Regions from separate parts of the Homo sapiens genome. Here region 1 is linked to region 2. Evidence: read pairs that join two places in POLR2A ChIA-PET (ENCODE). Cell type or tissue: endothelial cell of umbilical vein. All regions are shown on one strand. Links, peaks and the distances in the headings refer to the core of each region. The heading gives the core; the rest is flanking DNA.

What was found. Peaks named below come from ENCODE experiments on the same cell type or tissue, not always from the same donor. Only the 100,000 strongest peaks of a DNase experiment are listed, where the experiment ranks them.
Region 1: POLR2A ChIA-PET joins it to region 2 with 5 read pairs; 2 of 35 experiments call an interaction of 5 or more read pairs at or near these places.

Annotation. Positions count from the first base shown.
Region 1 is chr6:27,638,643-27,643,037 of GRCh38, forward strand. No RefSeq gene overlaps it. Among named protein-coding and RNA genes, the nearest start is that of TRI-TAT2-3, 9.4 kb to the left of the region's middle. RefSeq lists an enhancer at 3,966-4,395. In endothelial cell of umbilical vein, for the core only: no CTCF peak of the experiment used is centred there; no DNase peak of the experiment used is centred there.
Region 2 is chr6:27,736,388-27,740,782 of GRCh38, forward strand. It overlaps the pseudogene GPR89P. Among named protein-coding and RNA genes, the nearest start is that of TRT-AGT4-1, 12 kb to the left of the region's middle. RefSeq lists enhancers at 1,187-2,386, 1,850-1,969, 1,980-2,319. In endothelial cell of umbilical vein, for the core only: no CTCF peak of the experiment used is centred there; a DNase peak (open chromatin) is centred at 2,124; H3K4me3 peaks cover 683 bases.

The DNA of each region.
Region 1 (4,395 bases), core at 109-4,108, 98 kb before region 2:
TTTTTTTAATTTTAGAAGGAGTCTCACTCTGTTGTCCAGGCTGGAGTGCAGCGGCACCATCTTGGCTCACTGCAACCTCTGCTTCCCAGGTTCAAGTGATTCTTCTGCTTCAGCCTCCTGAGTAGCTAGAATTACAGGCATGTGGCACCATGGCCACCACGCCTAGCTAATTTTTGTATTTTTAGTACAGACGGGGTTTCACCATGTTGCCCAGGCTGGTCTCAAACTCCTGACCGCGAGTGATCCATCCACTTTGGCCTCCCAAAGTGCTGGGATTACAAGCATGAGCCACCGCACCTGGCCCTTTTTTGTAAAATTAAAAAATTGTTGCTGTCATTGTTAGAGAGAGAGTCTCCCTATGTTGCCCAGGCTGATCTTGAACTCCTGGCCTCAAGTGATCTTCCAATTTTGGCCTCCCAAAGTGCTGGGATTACAGGTGTGCACCACTGTGCTCTGCCTGAAACTGCATTTTCACACTGATTCAGTTCCTTTATGAATGTCAGCGCTAGTTGGTGTTGGCCTTTCTGCTGGAATTCAGGATCTGAAAAGCATCTTAAAAACGCTTATGATTTTCTGAGTGCAGTGGCTCACATCTGTAATCCCAGCACTTTGGGAGGCTGAGGCGGGTGGATCACAAGGTCAAGAGATCAAGACCATCCTGGCCAACATGGTGAAACCCCATCTCTACTTAAAAAAAAAAAAAAATACAAAAATTAGCTGGGCATGGTGGCGTGTGCCTGTAGTCCAAGCTACTCGGGACGCTGAGGCAGGAGAATCGCTTGAAGCCGGCAGCCAGAGGTTGCAGTGAGCTGAGAGCGGACCACTGCACCCCAGCCTGGGTGACAGAGTGAGACTCTGTCTCAAAACAAAAACAAAAACAAAACAAAACAAAAAAAAACCTTTCAAATAATTAGTCCAATGTAATGATACTTAGTAGATGCTCAAAAATATTCTTAGAAGGTCAAAACAGTACAGCGGAGTAAAGTCAGAACTATGGGGAGAGATAAGAAGAATAGAAAGGAAAGGAGGAAAAAATAAGGTGATTTGGATGTGGATGATGAGAAGGGGAAAAAAATGTAAAATGTATCTCTTTTTGGTTATTCCAGATGAGAATATTGGAAATTTTAAGCATTAAAAACTCCAAGGTTCTCCTAGATTTGGCATATACTCCTGCCAAATGAAAGATTGATATATATGCTTGGCTAACAACTAGAATTTGAAATGAGTTTGTTTTAGTCCCCATGTTGGGTAACATCTACTGTGAGATATCACACCACCACCAAAAGGGGCTAAGTATTCTACTTTTAAAATTTTTATCTTCATGTGAAAATGAATCCAATAATTTTTTTTTTTGAGACAGAGTGTCTCTCTGTCACCCAGGCTGGAGTGCAGTGGTGCGATCTCGGCTCACTGCAAGCTCTGCCCCCCGGGTTTACACCATTCTCCTGCCTCAGCCTCCCGAGTAGCTGGGACTACAGGTGCCCACCACCACGCCCGGATAATTTTTTGTATTTTTAGTAGAGACGGGGTTTCACCGTGTCAGGATGGTCTCGATCTCCTGACCTTGTGATCTGCCCGTCTCGGCCTCCCAAAGTGCTGGGATTACAGGTGTGAGCCACCGTGCCCGGCCAGAGTCCAATAATTTTTTAGATTATTTATGGAATATAATTTCAATAGTAGAAAAATTTTCTTTCTCCCTCTTTTTTTTTTTTTCCATTTTGATCTTCTGGATTTCTTTATTGTTTGTTTACTTTTGTTCACCCCTATTTCCATTTCTATTTCTGGTATAAACTGAGAAGATCTGTATCCTTAAAATGCTCCCCTAAGTGATTTTATCCAGAGCATAAATATAGTCTTTTCCATCTCTTGTCATTTCTAAACTGTATTTCATGTAATAGTTTGTTAATTCTTTAAAATTTTGCATAGATAATATGCATGGTTTAAAATATTTTTTGTGTAAAGCTTACCATTTTTCTTATATCCTAGCCACCCAGTTCTCCTCAGAACAGGCTATTGGTTTCTGTTATTAGTTTCCTAGAAAAGCAGAATTATTTATGTTCTGTTCTTTGTCAGATGTCATTCTAGATTAGTTTCTGAGGACGAGCCCATCTCTTCCTGTGTAATGAAAAGCTGGACCACCTAACAGTAGTGTTTTGTTTGTTTTAAGAGATAGCATTTCACTATGTTGCCCAGGCTGGATTCAAGCTCCTAGGCTGAAGGGATCCTCCTGCCTCCGCTTCTCAAGTAGCTAGGACTATAAGTGCCCACCACCCCGCTTGGGTATAGTGTATTTTTTTTTAAGATGAGGCTGGCCACACCCCATAACCTCGTCAGAAATACCAATCATGTGATTTGAATCATGCATTATCAGTCAACCTGAAGACTGAGTTCAAGCAAGACCCTGTCTCAACATAAGAAAAAAACAACACCATCAAAAGCATCCAAATTGGAAAGGAAGAAGTAAAATTGAGCCTGTTTGAAGATAACATGACTTTTTATAGAGACACTCCTAAAGACTCCATTAAAAAGAAGTGTTAATACTAATGAAAAAATTCAATATATTTGCAGAATATAAAATCAACATTCAGAAATCACTTGCATTACTATACAGTAACAATAAACTACATGAAATAATAAACAATAAACTACATAAAAAGAAAAATTAAAGGACAATCCCATTTATAGTAGCACCCCTCCCCCTTAAAAAAGAATTAAACTTAATCATGAAGGTGAAATGTTGTTAATGTTTGTTAAAATTTTCAGTGATGTACAATTAATGCAATCCGTATCCAAATCTATCTGGCAGTTTTTATGAAACAGAAAAAAAGACCATAAAATTCATATAAAACTCATATGAAACTACAAAGAACCCAAAGTCACCAAGTCAATCTTGAGAAAGAACAACAAAGCTGAAGACATCACACTTCCTGATTTCAGCATATACTACAGAGCTACAGTTATTAAAACAGTCTGGTACTAGCATAAAGACAGGTATATAAACCAAAATAACAGAATAGAGAGTCCAGAGATTAATCCATAAATATATGGCCAACTGATCTTTAACAAAGTTGCCAAGAACACACAATGGGAAAAAAACGATCTCTTCAACAAATGATGTTGAGAAAACTAGATATTCACATGAAAAAGAATGAAATTAGACCCTTGTTTACACCATTCACAAAAATTAACTAAAATGGATTAATGACTTAAATCTAAGATCTGCAAATATAAAACTCTGGGAGGAAAGCTTTAGGACATTGGTCTTGGCAATGATTTAATTACTATGACATCAAAATCATAGCCCAAAATAGCAAAAATAGAAAAATGGGATTACATCAAACAAAAGAGTTTCTTTTTCTTTGTTTGTTTGTTTTTTTTTGAGATGGAGTTTCGTTCTTGTTGCCCTGGCAGAAGTGCAATGGTGCAATCTTGGCTCACCGCAACCTCCACCTCACGGGTTCAAGTGATTCTCCTGCCTCAGACATGTGCCACCATACCCAGCTAATTTTGTATTTTTAGTAGATACAGAGTTTCTCCATGTTGGTCAGGTTGGTCTCAAACTCCCGACCTCAGATGATCCACCCACCTCGGCCTCCCGAAGTGCTGGTATTATAGGCCTTCTGCACAGCAAAAAAAAAAAAAAAAAGCAACCTATTAAATGGGAAAACAAATTTGCAAACCATATATCTGATAAGGGGTTAATTTCCAAGATACATAACTCTTACAATTCAGTAGTTAATCAAAACAAATAAAAACAAAAACCTGGTTAAAAATAAAAATGGGCCCGGTGTGGTGTCTCACACCTGTAATCCTAGCACTTTGGGAGGCTGAGGCGGGCAGATCACCTGAGATCGGGAGTTTGAGACCAGCCTGACCAACATGGAGAAAACCCGTCTCTACTAAAAATACAAAATTAGTTGGGCGTGGTGGCGCATGCCTGTAATCCCAGCTGCTCTGGAGGCTGAGGCAGGAGAATCACTTCAACCCCGGAGGCAGAGGTTGCAGTGAGCCAAGATTGCGCCATTGCACTCCAGCCTGGGAAACAAGAGCAAAATTCCGTCTCAAAAAACAATAATAGTAATAAAAATGTACTAAGGACTTGCATAGACATTTCTCCAAAGACGATATACAAATAGCCAACAACCATATGAAAAGACGCTCAATGTCACTAATCATCGAGGGAATGCAAATCAAACCAAAAGTGAGATATCATCTTATACCTGTTAGGATAACTATTATCAAAAAAACAAAAGACAAGTGTTGGTGAGTTCGTAGAGAAATTGGAACTTTCTACCCTGTTAATGAGATTGCGAAATGGTGCAGCCACTGTGGAAAACAGCATGAAGTTTCTTCAAAAAATTAAAAATAGAACTACCAGGCCGGGTGCAGTGGCTC
Region 2 (4,395 bases), core at 296-4,295:
TTAAATTTTAATAGATTGTTTCTAGGAGCTTATCCACTTCATCTAGGTTATCCAATTTGCTGGCATACAATTCTTCACAATATTCTTTTATAATCCTTTTGATTTCTGTAAATTCGTAATGTTTCTTCTTTTCCTTCCTTCCTTCCTTTCTTTCCTTCTTTCCTTTTCTTCCTGTTTATTCTTTTCATTACAATCTCTGATTTTCATGACAGTCAATCTCAAGGGAAAGCTATGACCACCTCCATGTGAACCTGAAAATGGATATCCTATGTGTTTGGCCCAGCTACCATAGACATCTCTTGCCCCAGAGTTCCGGTGTATTTTTCCCTCTTAGTTTTTCGGTTCCTCTCCGCCATTGCACCAGCCTCAGGTCCACATAGGATGCTCTCTGCTGAGTATTGCCTTGAGTTACTGCTCTCTCTCATGTTCTAGCTGATGCTACTCGTGATCACAGTATCACCTGAGTAGGAAAGAGGATGCTAGAGGTAAAAAATGCTACCACAGCATTTTGTTTGTTTATAAAATGTTAGACCCTGGTCCCCTCCATTTTTTTCCCCTTTCATATCTAAATTTTGAGACCACTGGCCTCTAACAGTCTGTAGTAGCCCTAAGTTCAAGGTGTCATATGCTTCTCTGGTGCCTGTTAGTGAGCCAAATAGAGAAACACTATGCTAGAGAGACTGCTGACCAGGAAGATCACATCAAACCAATGGTAACAGAAATTGAACTGCAGTTCTCCAAGGACTTCGGTAATTATGGTGCATATTCTAGAGGCATACTCATTCAGATTAGAAGCGCAGAGGAGACAAAGTACATGCCCATTATCTGTGCTAATAGCAGGACATTGACACTGGAGGACTTACTGCTAGAGATGGCATAAAAGAACGTGGTATGAGCAATCCTCTGATGGATGTGGCGATGATTATTCCAACAAGAATGGAGGAAATGTGTTGGGACCAAAATTTCACATCACACTGGATTCCCAGATAATTCACAGTGATCTCAACGCCTCTTGTGACAGGATCCATTTTCCCAACTCGATCAAAAGCAATGTTGATGGTGCCATGAAAATTTTTCAAACACAGTAAATAGAGAAAAAGTAACCCAGAAAATTGAAATATTTCCTTTTGAAGGTTTTGGAGTATTCTGTTCTCTCCTTGGTAGCGTACAGATCAGCTGTTTTCAGAAAAAGCTGCCTGCTTAGTTCTTCCAAAGCATCCACTTCCTGTTGAGTAAGTGGTAATACTTTCTATCATTCCCCAGAATCCTGATGGTTTGTTATGCACCTCCCCTTTCTGGAACATCGTTCTCTGTGCCATTGCCATCCTTTTCTTTGTGGTTATGATCATATCCATGGTTTGGAGCAGTCGCTGTTCCAGGGCTAGAATATCTGTGTCAGTCACATTCCTGAGGAAATAAGACATCAAAGTGTATGTGCAGTAGACGGCACCAAATCCAGAAAGGAGGGCCATGAGAGTAACTCCAATCACACCAACCCAGCTGATGAGCTGTTCTATGGATAAGATCCCATGTTTTGGGCTGAGAATGGGAAAGGAATCTCCTAGTTTCCAGAAAAAACAGATAAAGGTCAACCACAAGAGACAGGAAAAAAGCAGTCGTTGTTTATGCACTAAGACAGAGGAGACAAAAGTAGTCGGATGTTGCTCACAATAAAATAGCCAGTTTAAAAACGCACCATGAAAACCAGAATCAGCAGAATTACACCTAGGTTCAATTTCCAGTAAAAATAACGACAGCTGCTACTCAATACTCCAAAGATTTCAAAGATGATGAGCTCAAACATAGTGCAAGAAAATGCAAACGTCACAGAGAAGATCACCTGTACAACATACTGACGCACCTCATAGTTCTTAAACAATTGGCACATGAAGAAAAGCCACCCAAATTAAAAAAAAATAGTATCTGGGAGGTAATCACGATGCTGGAATCAATCAGGAAGCCTATGGTGAAGTGTAGGGAGGGCTCCTGCCTCCATTTCCCACTTCCAAGGCCGCGGCACGCTGGGGCCACCGGCCTCTCACACAGGCGGCCTTCGCCCAGGTGCAGCCGTAGGGACTGCGGCTCGTCAGCCTGACGCCATCAAGCTGCGCCCCAGCCAGCCAGTCAATGGCTGTGTCCAGAGCTTCCCGCCTCGGGCTCAGCGTAGGTGGAGCGGACGCCTCCACTTTCATTTCTGATTTTAGTCTTCTGCGTCTCCTCTCTTGTTTATTTGTTTGTTTGTTTTTTGAGACAGAGTCTCACTCTATTGCCCAGACTTCGGTGGTGCCATTTCGGCTCACTGCAACCTCCGCCTCCTGGGTTCAGACGATTCTCCTGCCTCAGTCTCCTGAGTAGCTGGGATTACAGGCGCCGCCACAACGCTAGGCTAACTTTTGTATTTTTAGTAGAGACGGGGCTCTCGCCATGTTGGCCAGGCTGGTCTCGAACTCCTGACCTCAGGTGATCTGCCCACTTCGGCCTCCGAAAGTGCTACAGTTACAGGCATGAGCCACCGCGCCCGGCCCGCTCTTCTTTTTTCTTGGTTCATTTAGCTAAATGTTTGTCAATTTTGGTGAACTTTTCAAAGAACCAACTTTTGGTTTCATTGATTTTCTATATTGTTTCCAGCCTGTCCTTTCCGATGGCTTGCCTTTTCTGACAGCCTGCCCTATGGATTTAGCAATTACTAGCCAGGTTCACAGTTGCATAAGCCAATTCCTTAAAAAAAAATCAACCTCTCACATATAAATATTCATCTGGATGATTCTCCACAAACCGAATAAACCCCGCCTACCAGCATGCAGCTCAAGAGCACCCTAAGTTCCTTTCCAATCACTATGCGGAGGGAACCACTATTGCGACTCGCCCCACACCCACCGGCGAGAAGGCAGGGTCTTGCTTTGTAGTCCAGGCTGGAGGGCAGGGCGTAATCAGCTCACTTGAACTCCTGGGCTAAAGTGATCCTCCCTCCTCAGCATAAGCGACTAAAGGCTGGCTAATTTTTAAATTTTTTTTTGTAGAGACGGTGTCTTAATTATGTTGCCAGGGCTAGCTTCTAACTCCTGGCTCAAGTGATCCATCCGCTTCAACCAACTAAAGTGCTGGGATTGCAGGCGTGAGACACTGCGCACCGGATCACTGAAGCTGGACTGTATAGACATAGCTCCTTTTTTTTTTTTTTTTTTTTTTTTTTTTGAGACAGAGTTTCCCTCTTTGTTGCCCAGGTTGGAGTGCAGTGGCGCGATCACGGCTCACTGCTGCCTCCGCCTCCCGGGCTCAAGCGATTCTCCTGTCTCAGCCTCCGGAGTAGCTGGGATTACAGGCGCCTGCCACCACGCCCGGCTAATGTTTGTATTTGTAGCAGAGATGGGGTTTCACCATCTTGGCCAGGCTGGTCTTGAACTCCTGACTGCGTGATCCACCCGCCTCGGACTTCCAAAGTGCTGGGATTACAGGCGTGAGCCACCGCACCCGGCCTGAGACCTGGGAATTTTAGGAGAATCATTGGGTTGAACAAAAATTAGACACAGGCTGGGTGCGGTGGCTCATGCTGTAATCCCAGCACTTGGGAGGCTGAGGCAGGAGAATCGCTTGAACCCGGGAGGTGGAGGTTGCAGTGAGCCGAGATTGTGCCATTGCACTCCAGCCTAGGGGACAAGAGCCAGACTCCGTCTCAAAATAAAATAAAATAAAATAAAAAATAAAATAAAATAAAATAAAATAAGAAAATAAAAAAATAAAATAATATTCCCAGGTCTCACTTAATAGGCTGTCCAAAGCCAGTCTTGGACGCCATTAGGGAGACTCCTACCCTTTTTGCCTTACCTTTCTTTCACGTCAAAGTAATTCTGTGAATCATTGTTCTCTCGCTTTTCAAGTGGAGTCTCCTTCCTAGTTGGAGAATAGTAGCTCCTTGTCACTACTGCAGACACCCTTAGGGAGGACACCTGTGGTTTCCTGCCTTGCTTATTAGATGTCTACAATTTTTTCTTGGATTATTTTTTGAATAAATAACTTGGCTTCATTCACCATTCCAGATACTATTATTGCCACTTTACTATATGCTTACAGTATGTGTTAAATTATTTAATTTTATTAATTGAAAACAGTTTTTTGAGACAAGGTCTCGCTAGGTTACCCAGGCTGGTCTCGAACTCCTAGGCTCAAGCTACACTCCTATCTCAGACTCCCAAGTAGCTAGAATTATAGGTACATGCCACCCTGCCTGGCTTAATTTTTATGATAAGTAACACATTCACTTGGTTCAAACATCTTGAGTACAGAAAAAAAAATGCAGCTAATATCACCTTCCTCTTTCTCATCCACCCAGTTCCCAGCTTTTTAATTTAATTAATTTATTTTTCTTACGTGCTATCATGTCAAAGTACAGTTCCT